Linked DNA regions of Homo sapiens: regions 1 and 3 are each linked to region 2. The links are chromatin loops, found by intact Hi-C in ENCODE. Cell type or tissue: gastrocnemius medialis. All regions are shown on one strand. Each heading gives the region's core, and the rest is flanking DNA. Links, peaks and the distances in the headings are about the cores only.

Region 1 (4,674 bases), core at 2,096-4,595, 69 kb after region 2:
AGTAACAATGGCAGAAATGCAAGTACGGTGTCATTACATTTAATGTTTTCCAACCCTGTATGCATGTAGTGGGGAGAAAAAAAGAAGTGAGAATGTCCAGAGTTGAAAGCAGTCTGAGACTTCATAGGCCACGTGAAGGTTGGCTGTAGAACTTAAGATGGGAGAGAAGCAGGGTTGGGGGAGAACAAAAGTAGGGGAGAAGGAGAATTGATATATATTTGGGGATTGGTCTGTACCAGAAACTGTAATCTCACTGAAGCTTCACAACAACCTCACGAGGTGGGTATTATTATTATTAATAATAATAATTAATAATAATAATAATAATTATTATTATTATTAATAATAATAATTATTATTATTCCCATTTTACTGGTGAGGACACTGAGGCTCAGAATGCAGAGCTGGGCTTTGCTATTTCAGTCTACCTAGAACTCAGAGGAACCTACGCAAGTCAGCTCTGCCGACAGCGTTGGTTGAACATGCTTTGGCACCTCTTGCCTTCCTCCCCGCAGCATTGCCCTGTCACAGGTGACAAGAGGAAGACAAGGTTCCTGTCTGTTTTGTTTGGTAGTTCTAAAAAAATGACATGACCAATTCTGTTGTTGTTGCTGGTTCAGTTTTAGTGAATAGGTAATGTTCACTGAAAATATATCAATAGATATTAACAAGCAAACAAATAAAATTCTGGCACAAGCAAAACTAAGCCACAGTGACAGAAAGCAGATCAATAGTTGCCTGTGGGAAGAGCGGATGAGTATAAAGGGGCCTGAGAGGACTTCTGGGGGAGATGAAAATGTTCTATGTCTTGACTGAGGTTGTTGCTCTACATGTATGTACTTGTATAAAAACTCTTCAAACTATACACTTAAAACAGGTGAGTTTTTAGTAGTAGTAGTGATGTTTGGATACCTGTAACTTTATCTCCATTAGAAATGTCAGATATTTTAATATCATCAGTTAGTTTTTGCAGGTATCTTGAAATATTATTCATGTTCCTCACTACTGGGATAGTTTTGCAGATTCATGTTCCTCACTACTGAGATAGTCATTTAGCCTGTGCACTAGACCTTGCTTTTGATGCCTTCATAAAGCATAGATCAGAAAAAAGGTGAGTTGTTGTATGTAAATTACACCTCAATAAAGTTGATTGATACAAAGAGAAACAAAATCACCAGAAATCCCACCACCAAGAGATAACCACTACCATTTTGGGGTTTTTATGCTGCCAGGGCATTCATCCCCACCCCGCCACCCCCGCACATGCTGTGTTACACTGTGTTCTGGGGTTTTTTTTCTCTCTGTCTACGATATATTATAAAAACCTTTCCACACCAGTACACAGAATGCTGCATCTGTATTTTTACAGTGGTAGAATACAGCATTATGTCAACAAAACATGTTTACTTCACCAATTTGTTGTGTTGGAAAATTAAGATGTTTCCAATTTTTCACTCTTAAAAACACTACCATGAATATCCTTGTAACTAAATATTTGAGCATATCCTTAATGATTGCCATAGAATAAATTTCTTCCAGTAAAATTACTGGGTCACAGGCATTCACGTTTTTAAGGAATTTGATGTATCTTTCAAAATTGCCCTACCTAAAAACTCTATCAATTTAGGTGCCCATTAGCCATCTCTTTGTCTCTACTGTAGACTCTCAATGTGTAGACTCAGCATTGTGACTCTCCACGGGAGCAGACACAAGGTAAGTCCCAGTAACTGACATATCCTGAGATCCCACAACTTTAGAAGCTATTGAAACCTTTCAAAGTCAGTCCCAGCCCTAACTTTAAATGAAATTCAAGACCCATAAAGGTTCAGGGGTCTGAAAGCACTCCTACTGCTCCTACTGAGCACATCCAGGATTCTGACTCCGGACTCAGGCCAGAAACCACCACACAGCTTGCTAACGGAACACTGAGTCAAAGGACCAGCAAAGACCTCCTGCCATCTCAGGCTTAGAGATTCCCTAGTCTCTACACCCCCTTAATCTGTTTGAACCAAGCCTTGCTCCAGAGCAGCCGGGCAAAGGAGCCAGGGATCTCAGGAGTCACACACACTGTTGACGTCTCAGCACAACTCCGGTTGGTTGCATTTTATTTCAATCCTTGGCTCTGCTGCACGTGGCCTTGGGATGGTTATTTAACCTAAGGCTCAATTTCCTCAACAAAAAAATGGAGTTGGTAATTGTACCTAGCTCACAGAGTTTTAGTAGGATGGCATGAGGTAATACAATCAAATTCACTAGCACCACTCCTGGCCCTTAAAAGGTGCTGCTATTTGGTAAGTATTATTATCATTTGTTGGCCCCTCACACTTAGCCTCAGGCAGCAGAGAGGCCTGAAAGAGAACAACTTCCTGCCCTTACATTCTGACTTTTCTGCACTGGTGTCGCTACAGAAGGCCAGCCACCAGGCTCATTTTAGATCTGCCTAATGCCACCGATAAGCTGAGGGCTTGAAACCCCATTCTTAGGAGTGGCTTGCCCACCCCGCATGCCTCTAGGACCAAGCCTGACAAATATAGCAGAAATTACAGGCATCTGATTTAAGGCTACGTGTGTACACTTCGCCTGAGCCAAGCCCCAAGCCCTAGTCCCGCTGCTGCATCAAAGGACCAGCTCTCTTCCAGCCTCCAGGCCCAGAGTAAGCAGCAATTTGGGAGGCAGCCCCCTCTTATTTTTAGCTTTAGAAACCCGAAAAGCCAACATACCAGAGCTCACCCAAGCGTCTCTCACAAACTGTTGTTTGACTTGGGTTGAGAAAATGACAGGCTGGGTTCTGCACCAAGAAGAGAAGAAAAAAAGAGGGGGAAAAAAGGAGTTTTCTTTTCCCTCCGCTGCCAATCTCCATCCCCCTCAACTCCTCCCCTAGGCCTGGGTGGACCCTGCCTGGGTAATAGTTCCCTGCTATATTTAAAAACCACAGATGTGTTTGGTGGAGACTTAATTTCGGAATTGCAGGCAGCGTCTCCTGAGGACAAGGGGAAAGCCGGTGCCGCGCGCCCGCCTGCTGCCTGGAGCTCCCAACTCGGCGGAATCCAGGTCAGGACGCGCCGCCGTTTTGACGTGCTGCCGGCCGGGAGGCGCGGGCGCCAGGCTCCAACGACTAGGGTGGGTGGCCGCGGGGCAGGGGTTGGATCTGAATTCGTCCCTCGGGGGCTCTGGATGCGGGATGCGGGATGCGGGATGCGGGCTCGACTTCCTCGCTGCTGGTCGAGGAGCGTTCTGAGAGTCTCCCCTCCGCGCGCGAGGATAAATATGCGCGGCTTGTCAGTCAGTGCGGCGCTGTCTCCCAGCTGATAGGGTGACGTTCCGTTTGGAGGCTTGGAGATTGGCTTTTTGATTTGGCTTCTTCCGGCAGCTTAATGGGCAAAGCTCTCCGCTCGCCCAGAAACCAGCCTCTCCGCGCGTCCCCTCTGCGCGCGGCGAGGCCGAGACGTCTCCCGCGGTGACAGCGTGCAAGGCGGAGACCCGGCGCGCTCCCAGCCCAGGGAAAGCCCAGGCGACGCGACCGCAAGCCCGAGCCCAGGTCCCTCGGAGCCGCCAGGGCGCGCCGGGCTGCTTGCCTTCCTGCCCCTTCCTGCAGGAATCCCCCGCCGCCCGCGGCCGGGACTCCGGGCCTCTCCCGGGCGTAGATTCCAGTCACCGCTCTGGGTCGGGGTTTCCCTCTTTCTGAAATCCGTGCGGAAGGACCCCTCCCGGGGCCCCTCGCCCTGGCCCCAGACACCCTCCCTCCCAGACCCCGCGCTCCAGATGCGCTGCCCCGCAGCTCCCTGACAGCTGCGAGCCCACGAACCCCGGCGGGAGGGCGGCGGCGGCGGACTGACATGCCCCGGACGCGGCTGCGGCCGGCGGGCAGCCCGCGGGGGCGATGAGCCGCTGCGACCGGTGAGGCGCCGGGCGGCGGGGGCATCGCGTACCTTCCTCACCCCCCTCCCTTGCCCACTCCGCTCGGGAGGCCGAGAGGAAACGGTGAGTAATGGGGTGAGCCTCCTGCCCTTCCCCCTTAGCGGGCAGCCGAGACATGGGAGGTAGAGGTTGGGGGGCTTGGGATGCCCCTAAGAGGATCCCTGATTGTGAGTAACGGGGTTAAGTTATTTCTCAAGATCATTCATATGAACCGCCTTCCTGTGGATTTAGTGCCAGGAGAAGTGGGGTGAGGGTGCCCCGGAAAGTGTACATTGTGTATGCAGTGTTGGGGGGGCAGATCTGGCAGAGTGGGTGTCTACAGGAGGGTGCCGCCGGGTGGGGAGGGGCAGAGAGAGATGCCTGGGCAGGTGGGTACAGTTGGATCGTGAGCATGCTGGGTTGGTAGCGGGTGCTGTTTGGGGAGACTGACTGCTGTGTTGTGTGTGCTGGATGCATGTCGGCATATGTGTGCCACCTGGGCCAGGGCGTGTTGTGCTTCTGGTGCTGTGAGTGTCCGCCGGGTTTGGGGGCTAGCAGGGAAGCGCGTTATCCACTCGGCGCGCGCCCGCGTGCACATACGCACGCACGCGCTCACCCCAATCTCGGGACTCCACCGCCGCGGGTCGGGAGCTGCAGCCCCAGAGCACCCACCGCTGGGGCCAAGGGGGCGAGGGAGAAGGAGGGTTTCTCCAGTGCTGCACTCTCCAGCCCCTGGTGGTCTGCGTGATCCGGGACTCGGTGGAGAGAATCGAAATA
Region 2 (6,492 bases), core at 1,543-4,042:
AAGAAAAAAAGAAGAACTATGTGTCAGTTTACTAATTTTGTTTTTAGTTGTATATAATCTGCCATTACACATTTTCATTTTTTGTTTCTATGTATATTGAATGTATATATATTTATATATTATTTAAATGTACACATTGATTATATATGTACAATTCAAGTTCTATTTGATTTTCAAAAAAACTGTCTAGCCATTGTTATTGTTTGTTACTAATAACCTCCAATACTCTCTTGTTGAAATTATAAAACATATTTTTATAATATTCTATCTGATAATAGGGGCAGCAGAATTATTTGTAAGTTTCATTCTGCTATTGTTTTTATTGTTGACTTATCAATGGGACTTTGTTTCCTTCTGTATTTTGTAATATTCAAAAACTCGTGGGAATTTTATGAGGCCTAAGTTGAAAATGTATTTTTCCAGAGAGAGTTTGCATGTTTTTACGTCCATGCTTTGAAAATATCACAACTCAATATCCCTTCAAAATAGATATTGCTCAAAGTTTTTGGTGCCATATAAGTGGTATCAATTTATTCCCCTAAATGGCACAAAGTCTAGCTTATACGTGTAGGGAAACACAGGCAATTTGTCTCCTCTTCTCCCACCATCAAAGGTAAAAGGTGGTTTTCCTTGTTATCTTCATCTGTAGGTTATATTTTCTTTTCATTTACCCTGTTTTTGTCCTATGGCTCTCCTAACAACATCTCCTCCTTGGCAAAGCTGAGACATTGCCTACTGTTCCCATCATTTTATGCAGCCATCAAAATATAAGCTCAATTTCACCAGGGAGGGACAGATGCCTCAGAGAAGGTACCAACTTCAGGGTCGCTTTCCTTTCTGGGTTCCTGCTTTTATTCCATTTTTGGTCTTCGAGAATTTCCCTTACCTTATCATAGCACATAATTTTTTTCACCCTCCCAATATTTTATATTAAAATTGAATTAAAATATTGGGAGGGTGAAAAAAATTCATGTAGAATTTTGAATTATTTTGCTGCGTGAGCTAGGAACTGGACATGTTGTCTGCCATAGTGCCAAATATGGAAGTCCAGTTTTCCAAATTTTGTTTTTTCTTATCATTTATTCTGTTATTTTTAAACAACTACACTAGAAAGACCATTAGAGAGCTGGTGTTTGTTTCACAGAGCTTTAAACTACACTGATCTATCCAGGAATAGATCTGGCTTTGATCCTTTAAGAAGAATCTCTAGCATTTCCTGTTCTAAGCAATTACCTTGACCCTCTATTACTTTGTCCATTTCCTTGTTTTTGCCCCCACTTGAATCTAGATTGTACTCAAGAGTCTGACCTTTGTCTTTTTCATTATAAACCAAAAATTGACCAGAGTTGAACACAAATGTAGCTTTCTGAGTTTTCATATTTTGATACTTCCTAGAATTTGCCTTTGCTGACATCATTGATGTTTCTGCTTTTTACATTCAAAACTAAGCATTCCACTTGAGCAGATCCTGCACCAATCATCCTACTCTGTTATTAGCCACCTGACCTGTGCCCTAGAAAAGCCTTCTCCACTCAAGAGAAGTCAGAAAAACACCACTAGTTTGACCTGTAACCAGTCTTCTGACAGTGATCAAATTTTAGTATCCAAAGCCCAATACACTTTAAGAATGTTTATTTTACTATTAGCAATATTAGTATTAATATTATGACATCTCTTATTATGTACTATATATTGATCTATTCATATTCCTACTTCCTATTCCACAAGTGTCCTCAACCTCTTATTTTAAGTGGCTTCTTTTTCGTTCTTCTTTTGCGACACAGTCTTGCTCTGTCACCCAGGCTGGAGTGCAGTGGCACGATCCCGACTCACTGCAACCTCCGCCTCCCAGATTCAAGTGATTTTCTTGCCTCAGCCTCCGGAGCAGCTGGGATTACAGGCACGCGCCACCACACCCGGCTAGTTTTTGTATTTTTAGTAGAGACGGGATTTCTCCATGTTTGCCAGGCTGGTCATAAACTCCTGACCTCAGGTGATCCACCCACCTCGGCCTCCCAAAGTGCTGGGATTACAGGCTTGAGACACTGCCCGGCCCTCAGTGGCGTCTCTATAGGTGATTTTTACTTGCACAGATTTTACAGACTTTAGCATTGCAGTTTGTGTCGGTGTTTCTCACATGGTACACAGTTCCAAGGAAACATCTTCTCTTTGTGTGCATGTTTTTCTCTTAATAAAATACTATGGACGGAGGAATGCAGTGCTCCTATCAGATGGGCTTATGCCATATGACAACTGCTAAGCCAGGAAAGGGTTTAGCTTTATACAAGGCAAAAACCTGAGTGGAAGAAGCCATGGTGCTCGGATCAAAATAAGAAAAAATAGGTCCAGGATAAACAAAAAGTTTTTTTTTAACTATCATTTTTCATTGCCCTTTGAACAAAGTCTAGCTACAAAAGGATTCAGTAGAAAATGTCTCCTCACCCTAAAAGCCTCCAGGGCTTGAACTTTTATTTCCTACCTTGAAGCAGTTGATTGGATTTTATTTATATATATATATATTTATTATCATTTTTGACAGTCTTTTTCTGTCACCCAGGCTGGAGTACAGTGGCACGATCTCGGCTCACTACAAGCTCGGCCTCCCGGGTTCACGCCATCCTCCTGCCTCAGCTTCCCGAGTAGCTGGGACTACAGGCGCGCACGGCCACACCCAGCTAATTTTTGTATTTTTAGTAGAGACGGGGTTTCACCATGTTGGCCAGGATGGTCTCTATCTACTGACCTCGTGATCCGCGTGCCTCAGCCTCCCTAAGTGCTGGAATTACAGGCTTGAGTCACCGTGCCCGGCCAATTGGTTGGATTTATAGATGTCCTCCCCTCCCTTTGTGATTTAGACAGCTTGGACCTTAAATACCTGAGGGGTAGCCAAGGCACCTGTTGCCTAGAAACTTAGTAGAGTCTCCACCTCTCCCCAGGCCTAATTCCATTTCTTGGGATCGTCCATTCTCTGACTCACGACAGGGTATAGGAGGCCTAACCAATTATGAGCACAAAGGAGAGATTAAGTGAACCAGTAAGTGTTTAGTCCAAGTGGGCCTGGATTCAGTTTGCCAATCCTACCACATGGGGACGATAGGAAGCAAGAGGGGTAGTTACAATATGCCTTTCTAATACGCAATGACTGCCAACGGTAGCCCAGACAGTATTCCAGAAGTTGACAAAACATAGACGCTCCTCCTTGGGATTGAAATGTATGGGGGTGGGGGGAAGAGCGAGAAGGGAGAGTGAAAGAAGAGGATAGAGATTTTCTTTCTACTTCAAAATACATCTTTCCAGTCACTTTGGTAAGCATAAGGGATAACGTAATGTTTAGTAGTTTTTTTTACTTGAATCTATTTTCTACGTCCTGAAATGTTTGATAACATAGAAATTTTAAATTACTGGATAAAATTCCGCTCAAAGGGTATACTATTATATATCTAATTAAAACACTTAGGTGCTTATCTATGATGTGAACACTTGATAGTTTATTTTCAATCTTCGTCAATTTGACTTATATATTTCTAAAATTGTAGTGATTTTGAATACTTTATTGACATATTTATTGCCTTTCTTTTTTTGAATTTCCATGAGTATCCTTGATCCAGAAACACTTACTTTTTCTGAGTCATTTTGCTCCAATTTGGATATATAGCACCCCATCACCCCGTCTTAACCCCCCAGGATGAGAAAGCATTCGCAAAAGAGGAATTTGTCTCATTGCATTTTTGAAAAGGCACTTCCTTTTCTTATGGCGCATTTTGTTCAAGCTTTCTTTTCTTCTCCCACCTCATAATCCTCCTGGCTCTCTCTTCTCTTTCCGCCTCACAGGGCTGCCCTTGTGAAAAGTTTGTGGAAACATCTAGGTCAGACCCATTCAGAGTCCTCCCAACAGGAAATTGAGCCCAGCACTCTACTATGAAAGGTGACCACCTGACAAAGCATCCTCTTCTGTTCTTTCCAGGTCCCCTGGTTTGTGATGCAGAGTCCTTCATTCAGTTTCCAGTGCAACCCTTTCTGATGAATTCACCCCAGAGTCACTTTTACTATCATGGGATCCATCATATTAAAACGGCACTTAGGAGCTGGGTGAGGCAGTGAGGAGGACAATGGAAAGACTGAGCAGCAAGAAGAGAGGAGGGTGAGGTGGGAACCCACATGGCTGAGTGGAAAAAGTTAACTGAACTGCCTTGGAAATAGGCTCCACATATTTTTGGATCAAGCCTTAGTGTTCTATCTCGTGTGTTTGACAGAGCGGATTATGTTTTAACTTTTCTTCCTCTACCTGACAAAGTTATTTTGAGGAATAATCATGAAATGAAACAAATAATTAATGGCCAGGAAACTTTAAGTAGTGAACATTTTCTTTCACTAACCCTTATATGGTCATGTCAGTAAAAATAAATAAATGAAAATAAACATGCCATTTCAGATTAGGAAGAGTGAATTTTTTTCATTGACCTTTCCATATACAATCATACCACTGCAAAAGTTTTTAAAAATAAAAAGTAAAATGAATAAGAATAGTACCAAATAGGGTAGTGAAAAGGTAATAAATTCTTATTAAATATATTAATATATATTTTTAAAAGACATAGGAAAACTTACTTCATATTGTGTCCGGAATTGGTGGCTTCTTGGTCTCACTGACTTCAAGAATGAAGCCGCGAACCCTGGTGGTGAGTGTTACAGTTCTTAAAGGCGGTGTGTGCAGAGTTTGTTCCTTCTGATGTTTGGATGTGTTTGGAGTTTCTTCCTTCCGAGGTTCGGATGTGTTCGGAGTTTCTTCCTTCTGGTGGGTTCGTGGTCTCGCTGGCTCAGGAGTGAGGCTGCAGACCTTCGCGGTGAGCGTTACAGCTCTTAAGGCGGCGCATCTGGAGTTGTTCATTCCTCCTGCTGGGTTCGTGGTCTCTCTGGCTTCAGGAGTGAAGCTGCAGACCTTGCGGTGAGTGTTAACAGCTCTTAAGGCAGCGCGTCTGGAGTTGTTCGTTCCTCCTGCTGGGTTCGTGGTCTCACTGGCTTCAGGAATGAAGCTGTAAGACCTTTATGGTGAGTGTTACAGCTTATAGAGGTAGCGTGGACCCAAACAGTTAGCAGCAGCAAGATTTATTGCAGAGTAAAAGAGCAAAGCTTCCACAGTACAGAAGGAGACAGGGAAGCATTGCCACCGCCAGCTCAGGCAGCCTGCTTTTATTCTCTTATCTGGTCCCACCCACATCCTGCTGATTGGTCCATTTTACAGAGAGCTGATTGGTCTGTTTTAACAGGGTGCTGATTGGTGCTTTACAATCCCTGAGCTAGACACAAAAGTTCTCCACCTCCCCACTAGATTAGCTAGATGCAGTGTCCATTGGTGCATTCACAAACCCTGAGCTAGACACAGGGTGCTGATTGGTGTGTTTACAAAACTTGAGCTAGATACAGAGTGCTGACTGGTGTATTTACAATCCCTTACCTAGACATAAAGATACTTCAAGTCCCCACCATACTCAGGAGCCCAGCTGGCTTCACGCAGTGGATCCCGCACAGGGGCCGCAGGTGGAGCTGCCTGCCAGTCCCGCGCCATGCGCCAGCAGTCCTCAGCCTTCGGGCGGTCTATGGGACTGGGCGCCCTGGAGCAGGGGGCGGTGCTCGTCGAGGAGGCTCGGGCGGCGCAGGAGTCCACAGCAGTGGGCTGGGGGTGGCGGGGAGGGGGTGGGGGCTCAGGCATGGCGGGCGGGGAGGGGGTGGGGGCTCAGGCATGGCGGGCGGGCAGGGGGCGGGAGCTCAGGCATGGCGGGCGGCGGGCGGCGGGCGGCGGGCGGCGGGCGGCGGGCGGCGGGCGGCGGGCGGCGGGCGGCGGGCGGCGGGCGGCCAGGCATGGCTAGCTGCCCGTCCCAAACCCTGCTCGTGGAGAGGCAGCTAAGGCCCGGTGAGAAATCGAGCACAGCAGCTGCTGGCCCAGGTGCTAAGCTCCTCACTGCCCTGGGCTTGTGGGCTGGCCGGCCGCCAGCGGGGCCTGCCGAGCCCACGCCTACCCGGAACTCGCACTGGCCGGCAAACGCCGCGCACAGCCCCGGTTCCTGCCCGCGCCTCTCCCTCCACACCTCCCCGCAAGCTGAGCGAGCCGGCTCCGGCCTTGGCCAGCCCAGAAGGGGGCTACCACAGTGCAGTGGTGGGCTGAAGGGCTCCTCAAGCGTGGGCAGAGTGGGCGCCAAGGCCGAGGAAGCACCGAGAGCAAGGGCTGTGAGGCTGCCAGCATGCTGTCACCTCTCTATATTGGCCTATCATATAAATAAATCACAACATTACAGTTTCTGTTCTTGAGTTTTAACTTCCACAAATTTGTCCATGACTTCAACAAAATTGATCTTCACATACCTGTGCTTGAAGGAGCGCTCGCAGGAAAATAATTTATCCATTAATTTTTTATTTATTTTAACTTAAAAAGTTTTGCTAACATGAAGATTGAAGATAATAAAACGGTTAAGAAAAGCTTTAAACAAAGGATAA
Region 3 (6,492 bases), core at 1,769-4,268, 210 kb after region 2:
TGGGCTTGACTTTCTCATGAATGATTATCTGACTTCGTTACCCGTTCTCTTGCCTGTTTATCTTGCCTTCAGCAGGGGATGAGGATGAGGATGAATCCGGGGAGGAGAGGCTGCCCTCCTGCTTTGACTACGTCATGCACTTCCTGACTGTCTTCTGGAAGGTGCTGTTTGCCTGTGTGCCCCCCACAGAGTACTGCCACGGCTGGGCCTGCTTCGCCGTCTCCATCCTCATCATTGGCATGCTCACCGCCATCATTGGGGACCTGGCCTCGCACTTCGGCTGCACCATTGGTCTCAAAGATTCAGTCACAGCTGTTGTTTTCGTGGCATTTGGCACCTCTGTCCCAGGTGAGAGTGAGAGGTGCTTGAATTTGCAAAGAGGATTTTACCTGGTTCAAATGACCCCTGGACTCCATCTCATTATCTTCCACACCATCTCAGATCTGAACTTAACAGAGCCTCTGCCCTTAAAGTGCACAAAAGTCAATCAAAGAGATGAATAATGACATTAGTAATGACAGCTAATATTTCTTGAGCACTTTCAATGTGACAGACACCATGTGTGTTCAGCAATTTACACATTTACATTTTCCCCCTGTAATGTTTCCCAAAGCCCTATTAAATAGGGTAAGTTATTATCCCCACTTCACAGACAAAGAAACTGAGGCCCACAGAGGTTAAGCTACATGCCCAAGTAAGTGGTCCAATTTCTTAACCTCCACATTATGTGAGTAGACCACAAACAGTGAAATTAAAAGAATGTAGATATTGTTCTCCTTCTATTTACCTCTGGCGATCTCTGAGAGGTTAAAGATTAGCCAGCTCAAAGATATCAAAGGAGAAATGCCCACATACATTCTTGGCCTCCTCTACTTGGAAGGACACTGTGAGTACAAAGTATCTCCTAGCAGGACAGCCAAAGGAAGTTCCACAGCTTTTATCTTTTTATAGGATGAATTACATACTCTTTCTTTTTCTTAGGAACACTCAGAGACAAACAGAAAGGAGCGGACATTCCTTTACTCATTGAACAAATATTTACTGAGCACCTATTATGCCTGTTACAGTATTGTGCTAGTTTTTGGGACTATAGTGAAAGGCAAGATACACATGCTTCCTTCTCCACGTGGAGTTTATAATCTACTGAAGGAGGCAACTCTCAACTACTGTAATTAAAGTTATCTTGTTAAATCCTAGGAAGAAAAAGAAAAGGTACTGCATACGGAAGGAAGTTGGGCCTGAATGTAGGAGTTAGCAGGTAGACAGGGGCTGCACTAGCCCAGGTTCTTTACTTAATTCAGTTAGGGGCTTTGGGGCCTCTGAACTCTGAACTTCTGCCAGGGAGCTGGCATCCCAGTTGCCCCAGAAAGAAACAGAGCACATCCTCCTGCAGGGAAGTTAGGCTGAATCTCATCAGACAGGACTTTTCTGGCTGGGCCAAGGGAAATCTTTCCTGTACCAAGCAAACATATCCTTCAAGAGAGTAGCTGAATTCACATCAAATTCTAGGAAAACCTCTTTCCAAAACCCCAGCGCAGGCCAGCGGTATTATTTGTCCATTAGTGATGCAAGAGATTTAGCTATCGTGGAAATGCATCAGAAGGTTGGAAATTAGATGGATGATCCCAGGAAGGCCTGTGGATGAGATGCCCTGTGATCTCTGTTCTCCAAGCCTTGGGGGACCTGAACTATCAGAGGGGAGGGAGGAAATATGGGGGAAAGCATAGAGGTGGGAAGAAATATCAGAGGATCAGAAGCAAAAAACAACAATAACAACAGAAACAAAAACAAACAAACAAACAAAAAAACAAGGCCATAGGCAAGAAAGGGTAAGAGGTTTTCTCTGGGAGATCTAAAAAAAATGGCAATAATGAGGTAAGCCAGGCAGATACCTTTGGGCATCTCCAAGTCCTTGCAATTGGCCAAGACAACAGCTAACAACATTTGAGGCTTTAAGAAGGTTACCCTGTGATCCACTCATCTGATTTAGTGGCTTTGGCTGAAGCTCTTTGGATATAGTTGAAGGTATGGAAAGGGTCCTTACATGAGGACTTTAGGGTCAAGTCTCTTGCTAACATCCTATGTGACCTTGGGTAAATTCTTTGACCCTTATTTTTCTTACCTGTAAAATAAAAGAATTGGGCTAGATGTCTCTGACAGTCCTCCCTGTATCTACAATCTGTGCCAAGATCTAAAGTCAAACACCCTGCAAGGCCCTGTGATACATATATAAACCACAAAGACAGAGCCCCGTCTTCCTTGAGTCCACAGTTCACCCTGCATGTCCCCATCATGGTTCCCCAACATGTCCTCTGTCCCCAAAATCCAGCACCTCACCCAGTGCTCAATCAGTAGGCATTGCTCAATAACTGTTGGTGGTTCGTGAATAAATGCCCCATATGACAGTTAAAATCAGGCATCTACTCCAAGCAGCTTCCCAGGGTGTCAAGGTTCCCTGGGGAGATATTATGGGATGGCAAACTTCCCTTACTGAAAAAGTAGTCAAAGGAGAACAATAAGCCCACTCAGTAAATATCAGAACTGGAAAGCCCTTCAGAATCTTTCAGATCACTGCAGATGAGGAATGGGAAGCCCAGACTAGGGATGTGACCTACCCAGGGCCACACGGCTTGCTTGCGGCAGAACTAGGAGTTAGGAGTGGCCCCCTAGCCCTTGTCTCTCATTCCTGGGTTCAGCCCACCAGCTCAAGCTGCTTTTTGGGCATACTGGAAGACAAGCCCTGCACACCTTAGCCTCCTACCAGTTCCCATGTGTCTTTGTCCTTTTCCAGATACGTTTGCCAGCAAAGCTGCTGCCCTCCAGGATGTATATGCAGACGCCTCCATTGGCAACGTGACGGGCAGCAACGCCGTCAATGTCTTCCTGGGCATCGGCCTGGCCTGGTCCGTGGCCGCCATCTACTGGGCTCTGCAGGGACAGGAGTTCCACGTGTCGGCCGGCACACTGGCCTTCTCCGTCACCCTCTTCACCATCTTTGCATTTGTCTGCATCAGCGTGCTCTTGTACCGAAGGCGGCCGCACCTGGGAGGGGAGCTTGGTGGCCCCCGTGGCTGCAAGCTCGCCACAACATGGCTCTTTGTGAGCCTGTGGCTCCTCTACATACTCTTTGCCACACTAGAGGCCTATTGCTACATCAAGGGGTTCTAAGCCACACAACAGAGCCTCCAGCAGGGCAGGCCTAGGACTTCTCCTAAGAGAAGGGCACTTCCCCACCAGTGATCTCTCCCGACTGCACTGCCCTGGAGAGGCAGCATCAGGACCTAAGCCCCAGGAACTTCACCCAACTTAGGCCCTGGCAATTAACTGAAAGGGCAAAGTCTTAATCAATCAAACAATGGAGGAATCACCGACTTTACACAGTATTTAATTGAATACAAACAAGCAACAGCAACAAATCCACCTCCACCCCATCTCCCCCTCATATCCCTGACCCAAAGCAAAGGTCAGAGCCTTTCGCCTCCTTCTATTCCATCTTTTGATTATTCCTTTGCCTCTCATTTCTTTGGAAGCAGGGTTTCTCCTCTCTGCCCAATTCCATATGTCCCTATTATCTCACTCAGCTGACAAGACGTGAAAATGAGTCACATTCATGTGGCTGGGGTGGGGTTCTTTTTTCATTGTAATCATTATTGTGGTTGCTTTCGTTTTGCCATTAGGTTTTGCTTATTATTTTGTTTTGTCTTTTTTTTCTGAAGTGAGTGAAAAAGGTGCCACAAAGGAATTCCAGGTCCGAGCCAACAGAGAGAAACATGAATTTTTAGACACATGCTCTCCTGCCACCTCTTGGCTCCATCAAGATCCAGTTCCCCATCTCACTGTTTTCTCTGAGTTCTTGGGAGGAGTGATGGTGTTGGGGTAGAAATAAGCTCACTCACCCACGCAGGGTACTAAAGATCTTACAGGAGCTTCAACTGGAGCAGGAGGAGCTTTTTATGCTTATGTTGAATCAAGTCAGATACAAAAAGCAATTGTCCCTCTTTGCCCAAGCCTTTCCAATTCTGTGTGTCTTGTTGTGTCAGTGTCCACTTGTGTATCCTTCTGCAGGAAGACCCGCCAAATAGAAGAGATGGGACAAAAATAGGAATGGTGTGTGACGACAAAGGGCTACTGGAAGAACAAAAGGGATACAGGCCTTCTTGATTATCTTTGGCTTTGTACCTGAGGCAGGAGAGAAGAGATGTCCAACCAGTGAGATCTTTAAGAGAAAAGTTTGTATTTTAAATGTCAATGTGCCTGAGAAATGTCAGCTTCACCACGCTCTTGCTTCCTAATGCTCTATACAAAGAGGGCTGACTATATTTCTTGAAGTGGTGTAAAAACTTAGAGATTTTATAAGAGAACCAGGGGCTCCCTTCACCTCTCCTGGTCCCTCAGGTCACATATGAAAGCATTTTTACAAGATAGGAACTGGAATTCCTCATTTCTCCCATGTTCCTGCTTGTTCTTAAACTTCATGAAGCTATTTTTCCAGCCTATGGGGTAGTTCTTGCTCCAGTAAGAGGAATCTTAGTTGTCATAATCCCTTGGAGCCTGGGTTTTTGGAGAAAGAGATCTCCGTGCCCTACAGACCTTTTCTCAACGAATGTGGGAAGGACCTGGCTTTAAAACACGCACACAAACACACAAATAAACAGACATAAGATGTCATCACGAAACTGCCCACGGATCTTTAGGCTTTCTGCATTGACATAAATACATTTTCTAAGGGGGGGGGGGAAGAAATTAAAAAACACCTGTTAATTTTAAACACATTTTTTAAGAAAAAAATAATTAAAAAAGAAACAGTGCTCATGTCATAAGCTATGTTGACAGTTGCCAGTGGAAATGTTGGGTTGGTTCAAAAAAAAAATAAAAGCTATACTATATCTCTCTACATACAGCTTGCTTCTACCTGTGTTTCTTCAGTGAAAGGTCCAGGGGGCCACTGTGGGCTTCTTGTGAGGAGACGTGACTCAGGTGAAGGTGTCACCTCCTCTCACACTCAGGTGCCAATGTGTCAGACCCAGTATATTCTAAGCAAAAATACTTCAGGAAAATGCCACTTGTCAAAACCTGGACTTTGCGAAGTTGGAAGATGTAAGTAGTAGTAAAAGCTGTGGTAATTATGGAGGAAGGAGGTTTCTGTATCAGAAAGGCATTGGCCGTGACAGACTCCAGCTAGGAAAACAGTGCCCTGCACCTATTACCAACAGACATGTCTTCACTCATTCATTTACTCATCATTCATTCAACAAAAAATTTAGGAGCATGTTGAATATATTGAATGACACTCTGGTGATACAAAGAAGAGCAAGACATAGTTCCTGACCTCAAGAAACTCACAGTCTAGGCTGGGCATGGTGGCTCATGCCTATAATCCCAGCACTTTGGGAGGCTGAGGTGGGTGGATCGCTTGAGGCCAGGAGTTCAAGACAAGCCTGGCTAACAGCTCTACTAAAATTTTTAAAAGTTAGCCAGGCATGGTGGCACATGCCTGTAATCCCAGTCACTCAGGAGGCTGAGGCACAATAATTGCTTAACCCAGGAGGCAGAGGTTGCAGTGAGCCAAGATTGTGCCACTGCACTCCAGCCTAGGCGACAGAGCAAGACTCTCTCTAAAACAAAACAAAACAAACAAACAAACAAACAAAAGAACTCACAGTCTACATGGGGCAAGTGATCAAGAAGCCCACTAAACTTGTTCAAAGAACAGGGGCAATACTGCGAAGGCCTGGTGGCAGGATCTTGTGGAACCCAAGGCAGGAGGCACAGCCAGGCCGTAGGAGCCTGAAAGCCATCAGGAACTGAGCCCACATTCCCTACCTCCCCCAAGCCACCTGGCCTCTCTCACCCTTGCTTCCCTCTGCCCATTGGGCCCATCCTCTTCCTTTATCTCCCAAGGTGCTTCCTCTGATTTATTTTCTTGCACATAGCCCAGCACAGTCACCAGCCCTGACACTATATCATGACCTCACAGCTTTGATCACCACAATGAACTGGAACTTCCCTCTTTTCCTCTGAGTGCAAATTCTCTATCAAGAGAATATGGTCAACTCTCCATCTCCAGAGGGCCATTCTGAGAAGGCAGAATCCTTTGTAGAAGGCAGTCACAGTGCCTATGGACTGGGTGCTTTGTGTCAAATGTTCACTTCTGGTACAAACAACCCAGGTGTGGAGAGGAGGGTGATGATCACATTGTAGGTACTATTGCCCCTTCTAAAAGCCAAGTGATGGGAAGAGGTTTATGATGCATGTGGACACCAAAGTGCAAATGCTAATGGCAGTCCTATGCCCTGAACACTCTAAGAGTGACCTAAACAGAATGCCATGGGAACACAATGGAAGGAAACATTAACTCAGCCTGGAAGAATTGGGAAAGACTTCACAGAGAATGTAACAGGTAAGTAGGATCTTGAAGGAAGATGAAATCATGATTTACTTTGGTGAGGGGCTTCATATTGAAGGATGGACAAAAAGTGAACAGCACATTCA

Evidence for each region. Hi-C counts contacts between places; a loop is a spot of excess contacts. Peaks named below come from ENCODE experiments on the same cell type or tissue, not always from the same donor. Only the 100,000 strongest peaks of a DNase experiment are listed, where the experiment ranks them.
Region 1: a loop joins it to region 2, with 2.7 times the contacts of the local background. A loop is called at or near these places in 2 of 110 quality-filtered maps.
Region 3: it touches region 2 in a loop (14-fold over the local background); 7 of 110 quality-filtered maps call a loop at or near these places.

The regions. Positions count from the first base shown.
Region 1 is chr14:70,187,686-70,192,359 of GRCh38, reverse strand. It overlaps SLC8A3 (solute carrier family 8 member A3), which reads left to right and starts at 3,409. Exons shown (of 7, transcript NM_182932.3): 1 at 3,409-3,981. It also overlaps the pseudogene LOC646548. RefSeq lists silencers at 3,435-3,764, 3,835-3,974. In gastrocnemius medialis, for the core only: no CTCF peak of the experiment used is centred there; DNase peaks (open chromatin) are centred at 3,309, 3,969 and 4,419; H3K4me3 peaks cover 2,311 bases; H3K27ac peaks cover 2,304 bases.
Region 2 is chr14:70,254,306-70,260,797 of GRCh38, reverse strand. LOC101928046 (a long non-coding RNA gene) reads right to left here and starts at 5,979. Exons shown (of 7, transcript XR_007064236.1): 1 at 5,456-5,979; 2 at 4,609-5,033. It overlaps LOC105370552 (a long non-coding RNA gene), which reads left to right and starts at 2,932. Exons shown (of 2, transcript XR_943992.1): 1 at 2,932-3,034; 2 at 3,965-4,436. RefSeq lists a silencer at 5,852-5,961. In gastrocnemius medialis, for the core only: a CTCF peak has its summit at 3,090; no DNase peak of the experiment used is centred there.
Region 3 is chr14:70,042,623-70,049,114 of GRCh38, reverse strand. SLC8A3 (solute carrier family 8 member A3) reads left to right here. Exons shown (of 7, transcript NM_182932.3): 6 at 73-348; 7 at 2,792-4,900. The coding sequence ends at 3,168. Among named protein-coding and RNA genes, the nearest start is that of SNORD169, 68 kb to the right of the region's middle. In gastrocnemius medialis, for the core only: a CTCF peak has its summit at 2,924 (motif pointing left); a DNase peak (open chromatin) is centred at 2,874.